Regions from separate parts of the Homo sapiens genome. Here all the other regions are linked to region 4. Evidence: chromatin contacts called from ENCODE Hi-C data. All regions are on one chromosome and are shown on one strand. Each heading gives the region's core, a stretch centred on a gene start or an enhancer-like site at or near the end of the contact. The rest is flanking DNA. Distances are from core to core; before and after follow the strand shown. Region 1 holds the start of ZNF281 (zinc finger protein 281). Region 2 holds the start of DDX59-AS1 (DDX59 antisense RNA 1). Region 3 holds the start of CDC73 (cell division cycle 73). Region 4 holds the start of ASPM (assembly factor for spindle microtubules).

Region 1 (3,150 bases), core at 252-2,751, 3.3 Mb after region 4:
GATTACCCATATTGGTATGGTTTGATGACCCAGGTTCTGCACTAGTGGCTCCTTTAACTATGACTTCACCACATGTGCGCCTGTGCTTCAACAATCTATCAGTCCTTGAAAAATACTGTTGGCAAGTGTCACACTTATATGGCTTTTCTCCACTATGTGTCCTCTTGTGTCTCTCCATATGGTACTTCTGAATAAACTTCATGCTGCACTGATCACATCCAAATGGCTTCTCTCTACTATGAATTTTCTCATGTCTCTGTAGTAGGTATTTCTGAATGAAACCCATACTACACTGGCTGCACTGGAAAGGTCTTTCTCCTGTATGAATGAGGACATGTCTCCGCAGGTGATAGGAGCTTCGGAAAGCAGCACTACAGTGATCACAGATATGAGGTTTCTGACTTGGGGAGAGGATGGCACCTTCTCCATCTCCAACCAAAGAAGGTTTGGAAGATGCACTTGGCTTCCTCTTGGCTTTGATTCCCTGAGATTCTGGCTTTGGCCTTTTTGCCTTTTTGACATTAGTGTCCTGCTTTGGCTCCTCAGTGCCATGGTGGTCATCAGTCCTGCTACTGCTGCTGAGTAATACGTCACGGTGGTGCTGGGCTGGTTGCTGCTGGACATGCTGGTGGAGAATACTGAGGTCCTGGATGACGCCGTGACTCCCCCCTTCACCGCCTCCTAGGCCTGGAGACCTCTCTTCAGCTCCAGCGAACAGCCCCCCATAGTGGTGGTGGTGATGGTGGTGGTGGGACTGCTGCTCCTCAGGATCCGCGGGTTTCTCCTGTTTGATGCTAACCAAAGACTGCAAGAACCCCCAGGAGGTCCTCTGCGAGGGGAAGGCCGCGGCTGACGCCGCCGGCTCCTTCTTGAAAGTCATGTCCGGGGCTGGCGGAGGGGGGGGCTCAGCGGCCGGGGCTGCGGAGGTAGAGGAGGATAACACGCATTGCGGGGGAGGGGCGGCCGACCCCGCCGGCCGGGTGAAGCTGGTGACCGGGGGAAGACGGTGGTTGAACATAACCATACCCTGGGGAAAGGTGGGTTCCATCTCTGCCCTCCTGCCGCTGCTGCCGCCGCCGCCGCCGCCGCCACTACCACCGCCGCCGGAGCCGCTACCACCGCTACTGCCGGTACCTCCGCCGCCACTCAGGAACCCACTGCCGATTTTCATACCCCGGAGGAGGCCTGGCTGAAGAAAGGAGGAGGAAGAGGGAAGAGGGAGGAAAGGAGGTGGAACCGGGCCCCGGGCCGGGACCACCGCAGCGCTAAGGACCCCGCCGCGCCGCCGCCCAGACCGCAACGCGCCCAGCACTAATTCCCAGCCCAGTCGCCTCCGGCACCGGCACGCATGGTCCTGCGACTCTTCCCCAGGCCTCGCCCTCTCCCTCCTGGACCCACCGGCAATACTTACGGGTCCCGCCGCCGCCGCAGCCGCCGTCGCCTCCAGTTAATAAAAATAACGCCGTCCTCTCCACAATGGAATTAAAAGCCTCCCGTGTACTGCGCAGCCGCGGCGCAGTGTCTGCTGGGAACTCCTCGACCCGGCCAGAGGGGAGGGCTAAGGAGCCAGGGCGCCTGCGCCGCAGCTTCCGCCCGGCCTGCCTGTCAATCACTGGGGCCGTTGGGCGGAGGCGGGGGAGCAAGGGCAGGGGAGGCGGGGATTTGGAGCCCTGCTAAAAAGGGGCTTTCGAGGCGAACAGGCGTGATTGGTGGGCTGCACTGAAGGAGATGAAAGTGGTTGAGGGTTTCTGGGGGAAAGACGCTCAGGAGGTGGAACCCAAGGGGCGGGAAGTTACGGGGGACTGTACTACAGCGTGGCGTGGGAGATGCAGAGAAAGGGGCTGGAAGAGAAGGTGAGGGAAACTGAGGATTCAATGTTAGGGCTTTCTTCACTCTAGGTTTTGCAATCCAGGTCTTGAAATAAAATTCAAACCTAGAAGTGGATCATTGAGGGCACTTTTGATTCTATCAAGAAGCATTCAACTCCAAATGCTCAACATTTATTAAAACAGGTGCTTATGTTATCCCTTTGAATTTGGAAGCACTAATAATGGGCGCATATCCTTTGCATTTATGGGAGGAGCCTGCTTTGAAACCGCAATTAGTGGTACCGTTGCAACAAAAAAAAAAAAAAGAAAAAGAAAAAAACTTGTCTTACTGCCAACCTTCCTGAAGGCTACTGGAAGAGGAAACCGAGCGTAATCCAGGTGCAGCAGTCCTGTAAAACACGCCCACACACATACTTCATTATCATTACATCTTATTTAAATGCCCCCGTACCTTAGCCTGGCTAATCAGTCTGTTTGCCACGTTATGAATGCCTGGCCCTTTATATTGTTTATGAAAAATTAACCACCAGGCCATTCTAAGAGCTCTGCTAGGATCAACTCTTTCCTCGCCAGTACAGAATACCGAGAAACTCATTGCAAATTTAGAAATTTTTCTTGTAAGGGAAAATTATGAAGTAAAATCTTAAAATCAAAGTTATATCAACAAAATCAAACAACAAATATTTATTCAGTGTCTAATGTACACAAGGCACTCGATTTCATGTTAAGCATGCAGAAATCTAAACCAGACACTTTCCTAGCAAAGGATATTTATAAATGAGAAATTTTAAATAAAAGAACTAGAACTATGACAACAGCTTATTTACATAGTATGTTTTCTTAATGAAGTTACATGTACATCACAATGTTTCTAGCTAAATAACTTCTCATAATTAAATAATAAATTCTCTGGGAAATTTCACAATCGAAACCATAGGGATTATTTACTAATACTTATGGACCTCTCTCAGCCTGCCCTAAAAATTTTACAGACAATATTTAATGAGAATTTTGAGATAAGAAGAAATTGCTTTTTTTCTAATCCCATGAAACAACATGTAAGTATTCCACCACTTAAACTGACACTTTAATACTGTCAAGTATAGTTGTGATATTGTGAAATATATATTTGGACTTTGAACCGTTTTGTGGCATACAACTGCTAAAAATCCTTGGAATCTGCAAAGTAATAAATGTCTTTTTGTATGCTAATGAAGCGACTGATGATGGCTGGCAACCCCTAGGTAGCTTCAGGATGGGGGCTGGTCACCGGAAAGACCAAGGCAGGATTAGAGTTTGGGACTTTCAGTCCCACCCCCCG
Region 2 (2,965 bases), core at 1-2,500, 3.5 Mb after region 4:
CAGATCGCGCCACTGCACTCCAGCCTGGGCAACAGAGCAAGACTCCGTCTCAAAAAAAAAAAAAAAGAAAAGAAATTAAGTGGTTTGTCCAAGCTCACACAATTCTTAAGTGTTACAACCCTGGCACTGTGGATCCAGAGCACAAGCTCTCAACCATACGAGGACTAAGCTCTAATTTTTTATCTTACCCAAATTCCTTTCTAAGGGGTCTGGAGAGTCATGCCCTACAAACCATAAATTCTCATCAGATGGGTTTTATTTAACCCTGTATATCGTGACTTACTTTCCAATCTGACTCTGGCCTAACAAGGAAGAAAATAAAAATGTTTTACCCCAAAATATATTTCCTTGTCGTACCTTAAAACTCCCCTGCAAAGTCTCTTGCAGGAAAAATCTGCATTTGGTGAGAATTCCCATCTCCCCTTGTTTTCCCTCCTTCCTTCCCAGATCCAGGAGATAATCAACTAAGAGCCAGGCACCCTTTTAAGTCCAATATAAAACAATTTACAACCTGCTCTCTCTAAAGTCTATCTAAGAGCTTCCTCTGCACAATAAAACTTGGTCTCCACAATCCTTTATCTCTAGCCTGAACATTCCTTTTTATGGATCCCAGGTCTTTAGATAACCTCAACCAGATAACGTTTACATTTACCGATTGAGTTGCCCCGCCTTTCTAAACTAAACCAATGTATTTCTTAAATGTATTTGATGTCTCACGCCTTCCTAAAATAGATAAAACCAAGCTGTACCCCAATTTCCTTGGGCACATGTTCTCAGGACCTCCTGAGGACTGTCACTGGCCATGGTCACTTGAATCTGGCTCAAAATAAATCTCTTCAAATATTTTTCAGAGTTTGATTCTTTTCATCAACCCATATCTATACCTTTTTACACCAAAAACATGTCTTTGCAAAATTACAGTTATTGGGAATAAGGCTTTTAACCTAATCTGGGGACTATCAAATATACTAATAAATATTTTTCTTAAAAAAATTCTTTGTTTAAACTGCCAGATTCCAACTTCCAGAAAAATTCCAACAGAAATGCAACCGAGGGTCTAGAATTACTATCCTAAATCTCCGAAAATGTACAGGGGGTGGCGGGCGGGGCAGGGACGGCTCTAGGTGAGCAGGAAAAAGCTTGGAACTCAGTCTTCCAATGGCGAAAGGGAACGTGCTCCTGCTGGGCGGGACGGCGGACGGCTGGCGGCGGCGCGGCCTCCAATTCTCGCCAACGCGCCCCGCACCCCCGTGCACTGGCGGGCCCTCCCCTCGGGCGTTGCCTCCCACCCACGCCCGGCGGCACCGCACCCCGAGGCGCTTCACGTCACGGAGCTGCTAGGAGACGGGCGGGGCTCCGGTTCCGGGTAGAGGCCTGGGACACGGGGAACTGTAAGGATGGGAGGAAGGCCGCGCAGGGGCACCAGTTCTGCCGCCGCGGCCTAGCGCCCCAGGTCCCGGAGAAGGGGCACCAGGGCGGCCAGGGGCCCAAGCTTCCGGGGCACGCTCACCCGCGCAGGACTGAGGCCGCGTCCGCTCCCGCTCCCGCTCGGGCCGTCTCCCCCTTCCAGGCTCCAGGCCAGGCTTCCGCCCGACAAGCCCTGACCCGCTCGTCAGGACTGCGGCCCGGGGTTGGTGGTGCGGAGCGGAGCGGAGCGGAGCGTAGAGTAGAATCCACTTCCCCGGGTTTTGGGAGGGGGCCGCAGCCCGCTTTCCGGGCGGCGGGGAGGCGGGGCCACCGCGGGGGCGGAGCTCGGCTGGGAGCCGGCAGTGGCTTGGGAGGGAGGGAGGGAGAAGGAGAGGGGCGGGAAGGCTCCTCGCGTTTTCCACGCCCCCGCCCAGCTCTGGGCTGGTGGTAAATCTCGGAACTGGTCCGGGCTGGGCGAGTTCTGGACGGAGGGGCACGTTTGGGAATCCTCTTGGAAGAATTTACGTAATCGAATGGGCTGGGACTGGTGGAAAAGAGTTGGACCGTCCGGAAAGAAGCAGGAGGGCGGCGCGGGGGCCTGGCACCCTTAGAAAGTGGGAAGTGTGAGTGTAAAAGGGAGGGGCACTTCTGCCCGTTGGGCCCAAAAACCCTTTTCTGGCTTTAGCTAGTAGAGCCACTCAAAATTTAAACGGAGTCAGCTTGATGTGGCATATATGATAAGCTGGATAATATTTCCTGCACCACCGCACCCCTCCCCCCACCCCAACACCAACAAGAAAATAACACAAGTCACGGTTCTTGTTCCTTGTGGGCTGACATTTCCCTGTTTTGCCAACCTCTGGAGCCACGTGTCCCAAGCAGCTTGTAGTTGAGAAGTGATGGGGGAGAGGAGACAGCACGGGAGAGGAAGGAGGGAAGCCAGCTTATATTCAGGTGCCTTAAGTATTTAAAAATATTTTCAGTGTAATAGTCGATGCATTCAAAAGAGCATATTTACCAAATATGTAAAATTTAAAGTATGCTAATGAAACTATCACTCCACCACGTTATCAGTATTTAGCATGTATCTATGCATCTCCAGGATTCTACTCCTGGCCTCTTAGCTCACCACCACTATCTTCAGTTTTGTCCCTCTTTGCCATTTTTAGTGGTTTTATCATATTTGGATGCATTCCTGTGTATTGGTGTATTTTTCTTCTTTTTGAGCTTTATAAAAATACATATAGCCTGGAATTCGCTTTTTATCACTCAACATTTGTTTTTTTGGTTCATCCAAGTTGTTACGTGTAGTAACAGAACATTTATTTCTTACTGCCTAGTCAAAAGGAAGTTTTCTCCTGTCAGGAATGTATTCAATACTGTAGCGGATAGGATTATAAATGCACTTTAAGTATTTTCTTTATTGATGGGAACCACACAGACTAAATGTATCAGACTTCCCAAGTTCGTAGGTCACATACCTATAACAGAACTCTTTTCCTGGGTTTTGTGACATTTCTAATTGTTGTAATTTCTTTTGCCATTATAAAAATTAGTC
Region 3 (2,970 bases), core at 437-2,936, 4.0 Mb before region 4:
TTTCTCTGAAAAGAGAGACTTTAATCATTATTTGAGTATGAAATAAAATTAAGTATCGTTTGAAGGGACTATAGTCGAGCCTCCTAATCATGAAATCTTGGCTTCCTTGAGCTTATCTTTCCATTCATTACTTCAACATTTATTAGAAGCCTCTATCCATGTATTAACTCGATATTTACTAGGAGCTTCCATCAATTTATTGAATTCATCCATTTATTACTAATATGTACCAAATAATGTTAGACAGTAGGATATGAGGACACAGATCTATGGTGTTTCAGTTTTGTGGATGCAGGCAAATAAACTATAAAGGGAAGTAATATGGTACTGAGTGCTCTGACACAGGTATGAATAGAGAATGTGGGGATAGGTAATTGTAGCCATTTCTTTATAATGTGTGTGCTTGGGGTGAGATTCAGGAGAATACTACGGGGTGAAAACATTGGTGGAACAGAAAAAAATTTCACAAACTAACAGTTGCAGAATGGCTACAGATCATATCGGAAATGAACCACACACTTCTGTATCTGTAGTCCTCTGCGTTGTGAAAAGATTGACTTTTTTCAAAACAGGTCAAGGAATTTGGTTATGTCAAACACAAAGTTGCCTCTTTTTTCCTTCTGACATGGTAAAAGAAAAAAAACAATCCCATAGGATGTGTTTGGTTGGCCATAGTATATTGAACTTATCTTAACCGTCTCAAAACGCATGTCAAGGACACCACTGAGACTTCTGAGTACCATTTAAAAAATTGGGTAGTCTGGAAGTGTTCTAAATTGGACCGTTTGGGGTTTCTGTTAGGGCAACTTTCCCATTTACATCTTGGAACACAGCCTTTTGAATATAGCCCTTCGGGATTGGCGGGGAGAAGGGACCGCGATGGAAAAAGTCATCATCCAAAGAATGAAGAGGGAGGATCCAACATTTAGGATATTTTATTGACTTGCTAGGCGCGTTTACCTTATCTTCGTATTAACCCCATTTTCTTCATTAACCAATTGATGCTGTGAGAAGCTATGTAACTTGACGAGCAGTGCCCAGAACTGTTTTTTTTTTTTTCTGGACTCGGTCTTTTCCACTCAAAACCAACAAAAAACCAAAACTCGTTCTTTTCCACATCAAAAGCAAACAAAAAACCCCAACCCCAACCCCAAGAGCCCCACTCTTTCAAAAGGGCTTCTCCGGATCACTAAGTCCTAGAGGTCTTTGGCTAGGCCTGGGTCCGATCTAAATAGGAAGGTAATTCTAGTGTTCCGCAAATCCTTGCCGAATTCCATCCCGGCCAAAGCAGGGACCCGGGGGAGCCTCTGGTCGCACCCGAGACAGTTCGTTAAATACTCAGTGCACGTGCTGGGGATGGAAGTGCTGACCCACTGCTCAGGTACGCGCGCACCTGACGCCGCTTGGTGCGCGCCGCGGGGTACTGGGTACGTGCTCCGCGCGCGCGCGCCCGGCAAAGTTCCCCGTACGTGCGCCGTACGTGGGCGCGGTGCCCCAGCGCTCAGCGTTTCAGCGAGTGAGTGGGCTCCGTGCCCAGCTGAAGTCTGGGAGGGGCACTTTTCCAGGCGGTCGCGGCTCCCCCTGGCGGCGGATGTGCCTCGCTGGAGGGGCGCAGTCAGGCGTTCTCCGCGGGCAGCCGGCGGCGGGGCCTTGCCTTACAGCGCGGGGTCCTCGGCGGCCTGGGTGGCTACTGCCCCTGCTGCTGTCGTAGGCGAGGACGGCTGTTAGTGCTGCTGCTGTTGGTTCGTCGCGGCGGCGAAGGAGGAGGAGGAAGAGGGCGAGGCGACAAGAGAAGAAGGAGGCAGGCGCGGCGGCAGCGGCGGCGCCCCGAGCCGGCGGAGGCGAGGGGGGGGAAGATGGCGGACGTGCTTAGCGTCCTGCGACAGTACAACATCCAGAAGAAGGAGATTGTGGTGAAGGGAGACGAAGTGATCTTCGGGGAGTTCTCCTGGCCCAAGAATGTGAAGACCAACTATGTTGTTTGGGGGTAAGTCCGGCATGGCTGTGGCCCAGGGGTGGCAGGGCAGAGTTGGGCGCCCCCAGGCGACCTCTTTCTTAACCCCTCCCCCCGTTTCCCCTGGGGATGGGATAAAACGGGTGTTCGGGGAAAAGAAAGTTTCTCTCTAGAGCAGAAGTTGCACTTTTAGGGTAAGGAAAGAAGGGGCGGAGCTCTAGAGCAGTTCATCACTTAAAATTTTTGAGAAGCCCAAAGGAAAGGTACCGTGGGAGTTTCTGACTTTTACAGTTAATTTTTATCAGTAGGTATGTGTACCAGCGAAGTGTGGGACTGGTGCGCAAGGGATACCTGAACATAGGTGCACAAAGGAGCACACCGTCTGGTGCCGTAGACGCCTCTTTTTGTTCTTTATTTTTTTTTTCTCTTTTCCAGGCTGCTATGTAACTATCTCCGCTGGTCTTTGCAACTCCTGGTTTATTTCATCTCCTTTCATTGTTGGGGTGGGGGTGATTCCTGTAGAAGAGAAAAGGGAATCAACCCTGAAGTTAGGACCGGAAAGAAATTTGGTGAATTTGGAAGAGTCATAAAAGTCTGTGTTAGAGAGGTCTTCAGGAGTTGGTGAAATGAGTGAGCTTTACAGATCTAAGAAATAGATGGTGCGTGTGATTTTTCGGAAGTGTATTTTAAAGGGAAATGTTTGGGAATGTTGGTCCATGTGAAGTTTTATCAGTTTAAGTCATTCAGGAAAACTTCTAGAGACGGCTCTAACAGTCATTAGGGGCCTTTTTAATGATGTCACTGTCATTGGTGCATCGCTTCTAGAATTAGAACCTTGAGCTACAACTTCCCTACTCATTTTGTTTCTTTGAATGGAAGCTTTATGAAGAGTCGATGAAAAACTAGGGAAATTTAGTTTGTTGGTTGGTATTTATTTATTTATTTTTGAGAGGGAGTCTTGCTCTGTCGCCCAGGCTGGAGTGCAGTGGCGCGATCTTGGCTCACTGCAATCTTTG
Region 4 (2,971 bases), core at 24-2,523:
CAGCAAAGAAAAAAAGGACTAAAATACTAAAGTGTGCATACATACTACACGTATATATTGAAAACAACTCTGAATAGGTTTTTTTGGTTTTTATTGTAGGCATTTAGCCAGAACAAAGCTCACTATTTCACCGGAAAAAAAAACCAGTTACCTCGACTCTAAGGGTACATATGGAAACTAAAATGCATATTAAGATGGCTGATAGAAATTTTAAAAAAAGCTGCTTTAACCAACCAAGGTACTCCTGTCAATCTTAAAAAAGTGTTAAAAAAGTGCATTGTCTATTAATTTAGAACGGCAAGGCTATTTCACAACGCCTTAAGTCTAGTAAAAGTGCTTGTCAATTTAACAGAGAAGTCTATATAACTTGCTCCTAAAGATGCTAAGTGCGCGCGCGTTTATGTGTTGTCCCCGCCCAAGTTAGCGTCTATCCTAGCCTTCAATTAGAGAATATATATATATATATATATATAATATTGACACATATATATATACTCACACACATGTGTATGCGTCAAGGGCCCACCCACAGTTATTGAAAAGGAACTGACTTCACTCTCTAAGGGTCTTTTCTGATTTCTTTTCCAAGAGCCACCCACAGTTATTGAGTGAAAGGGAACTGACTTTATTCTCTAAGGGTCTTTTCTGATTTCTTCTCCAATCGTCAACCTTCCTGAGGAGGGTGGCAGGAAAGATAGCGGAGAAGCAGAACACCGGCCTGGAGCACGCTCCTCCTGAGACCTACCTGCAACACGAAACAGCGCTGCGACACACTGAAGCCCAGGTCCGCGGCCGGGAAGTGGGAGATCTTCACTTCTGCCACCTCCTCGTTAGGGTTGTCTAGGGCCAGAGACAGCGTCCGTGAGGCTCCCAGGAGAACGTCCCCGAAGCAAAGGAAAGGAGACCTGCAGAAGTGGCTGAGAGACAGGACCGGCGGGGAAGACGCCTCCTCCTCGGCCGCGGGGCCCCGCAGCCCCGCGGGCGGCCTCCGCTCGGTCGGGCTCACTTCCCAGCAGCCTCGCCCCACTCGCCGGTTCGCCATGGCAGATTCGAGACCCCTCCTGGATCTCCTTGCCCCGCTCCCACGAGGCGGCTCCGGAGCGGGGATCCGGGACTTACGCTGACCGCTTCCCCTCAGGGGCGGCTGTAGAGGTCGTGGGAGTGAATTCGGCCCTTTTTCTTTTCCACTAACCTACTCCCTAGAAAACAGAAAACAAGCCCAATAAACTCGCAAATTAAAAAGAGGAGCCAAACAAGTATGGCGTTTTGACTCTGTTTAAACTTGCCGCCTCCACCAATGAGGACCTCCGGGCACCGCCCTCCTCGTCACGGGACCAATCGGTGAGCAGCATCCCCTGGCCAATGAGACGGCGGCGCTTCATTTGAATGATTGCATCCGGCCGCCAATCGCTATCTGCGGAGGAGGTGAGAACGGTAGCGGAATCCTGGCCACCGTCTAAAACCCGGGGCTTAGAATTGAAATTCGTCTTTATATTTTTGGTTGTGCTGAAGGGAAGGGAGTCACAGCATTTCCACAATACATGTAGTAATCATTGCGGTTTCCAGGAACAATCATAGATAAAACTGTTACGTAGGCAAAAATTGGTTTATGCCACTCCTCTCATATGCATACCCCGCCCAGAATTATATTAACTTTACTGTCGCGGTTTCCAGGGCTGAATGGTAGAGATGTAAAGATAATTAGTTTGTATGAACATGCTTATTTTAGTGACAACATAGCAGGGACTCAGTACATTTACATGCTGTTAATTACCTCGGGACGCTGGGAGCAAAACCAGGTAAACAAATGAAACCTGAGATTACCAGTAATTCATAAATGATTGTTTTGACTGGCAATGCCCTTCACAAATATCTTATTAGTTTTTATTTCAATTGTAGGGATCTAATAATAATTATAGCTTACATATTAGGGATTTTTTAAATTATTTATTTATTTTGAGATGGAGTCTCGCTCTGTCTCCCAGGCTGGAGTGCAGTGACGTGATCTTGGTTCACTGCAACCTCCGCCTCCCGGGTTCAAGCGATTCTCCTGCCTCAGCCTCCCAAGTAGCTGGAATTAGAGGCGCGCCTCACCACGACTGGCTAATTTTTGTATTTTTGGTAGAGAGGGGAGTTCGCCATGTTGGCCAGGCTGGTCTGGAACTCCTGGCCTCAAGTGATCCGCCTGCCTCCGCCTCGGCCTCCCAAAGTGCTGGGATTACAGGCCTGAGCGGCGCCCGACCCTAGGCTAGGGATTTTTTAAAAATCCTTTACCTATTTATCTCAACCTTTGCCTTAAACCTACGAGGTATCTCTTAGGGCGTAGGTACCATTATTTGTATCTTACAGATGAGGAATACAGGTCATACAGCTAAGTAGGAAGTGGCATAACCCAGATAGGTACACATGCCTGTAATCCCAGCAGTTTGGCCCTAGTCTTGCTCTTACCCACTACACTATATTGCCTCTAAAGGCAGTAGAAAACTTAAAAAATAAAAATAATGTCTGGATGTATGTATGGTTACACAAAACATGTAAAAAGAGAAGTCAATGGGAAATCAAAATAAGGAAGATGAGACATGAAATTATATTCAATGGTGTCCAATTTCACCTGAAGTTGGACCTTAACAATATTTAAACGAAATTTTTCCACTGGGCACGGTGGCTCAAGCCTGTAACCCAGCACTTTGGGAGGCTGAGGCAGGCGGATTCTTGAGGTCAGGGGTTTGAGACCAGCCTGGCCAACATGGCGAAATGCCGTCTCCACTAAAAATAAAAAAATTAGCCAGGCGTGGTGGAGCATGCCTGTAATCCCACCTACCCCGGAGGCTGAGACAGAAGAATCGCTTGAACCTGGGGTGGGGGGTGGGGGCAAGGTTGCAGTGAGCCGAGATCATGGCACTGAACTCCAGCTTGGGCAAGAGAGCAAGACGCTGTCAAAAAAAAAAAAAAAAAAAAAAAAAATTCTTTC

What was found. A loop is a pair of places that touch in the nucleus more often than their neighbours do. Pooled maps may share reads with other maps.
Region 1: a loop to region 4 is called in a map of CD4-positive, alpha-beta T cell, with 4 times the contacts of the local background. The contact joins the promoter of ZNF281 here to the promoter of ASPM in region 4. A Hi-C loop is called at or near these places in 3 of 168 maps with a recorded cell type or tissue (CD4-positive, alpha-beta T cell, CD4-positive, alpha-beta memory T cell and naive thymus-derived CD4-positive, alpha-beta T cell) and 7 of 50 pooled maps.
Region 2: a loop to region 4 is called in a pooled map, with 16 times the contacts of the local background. The contact joins the promoter of DDX59-AS1 here to the promoter of ASPM in region 4. A Hi-C loop is called at or near these places in 5 of 50 pooled maps.
Region 3: a loop to region 4 is called in a map of CD8-positive, alpha-beta T cell, with 9 times the contacts of the local background. The contact joins the promoter of CDC73 here to the promoter of ASPM in region 4. A Hi-C loop is called at or near these places in 2 of 168 maps with a recorded cell type or tissue (CD8-positive, alpha-beta T cell and naive thymus-derived CD4-positive, alpha-beta T cell) and 7 of 50 pooled maps.

Annotation. Positions count from the first base shown.
Region 1 is chr1:200,408,535-200,411,684 of GRCh38, forward strand. It overlaps ZNF281 (zinc finger protein 281), which reads right to left and starts at 1,502. Exons shown (of 2, transcript NM_001281293.2): 1 at 1,412-1,502; 2 at 1-1,189. The coding sequence starts at 1,171. RefSeq lists enhancers at 751-1,328, 1,329-1,906, 1,907-2,484, 2,031-2,080, 2,756-3,150 and a silencer at 1,511-1,690.
Region 2 is chr1:200,668,257-200,671,221 of GRCh38, forward strand. DDX59-AS1 (DDX59 antisense RNA 1) reads left to right here and starts at 1,251. Exons shown (of 3, transcript NR_110787.1): 1 at 1,251-1,366. DDX59 (DEAD-box helicase 59) reads right to left here and starts at 1,651. Exons shown (of 8, transcript NM_001031725.6): 1 at 1,511-1,651. RefSeq lists a silencer at 1,065-1,804.
Region 3 is chr1:193,120,345-193,123,314 of GRCh38, forward strand. It overlaps CDC73 (cell division cycle 73), which reads left to right and starts at 1,687. Exons shown (of 17, transcript NM_024529.5): 1 at 1,687-1,987. The coding sequence starts at 1,857. RefSeq lists enhancers at 1,184-1,830, 1,735-1,804, 1,831-2,475, 2,075-2,124 and a silencer at 1,495-1,574.
Region 4 is chr1:197,145,396-197,148,366 of GRCh38, forward strand. ASPM (assembly factor for spindle microtubules) reads right to left here and starts at 1,274. Exons shown (of 28, transcript NM_018136.5): 1 at 746-1,274. The coding sequence starts at 1,042. RefSeq lists a silencer at 779-958.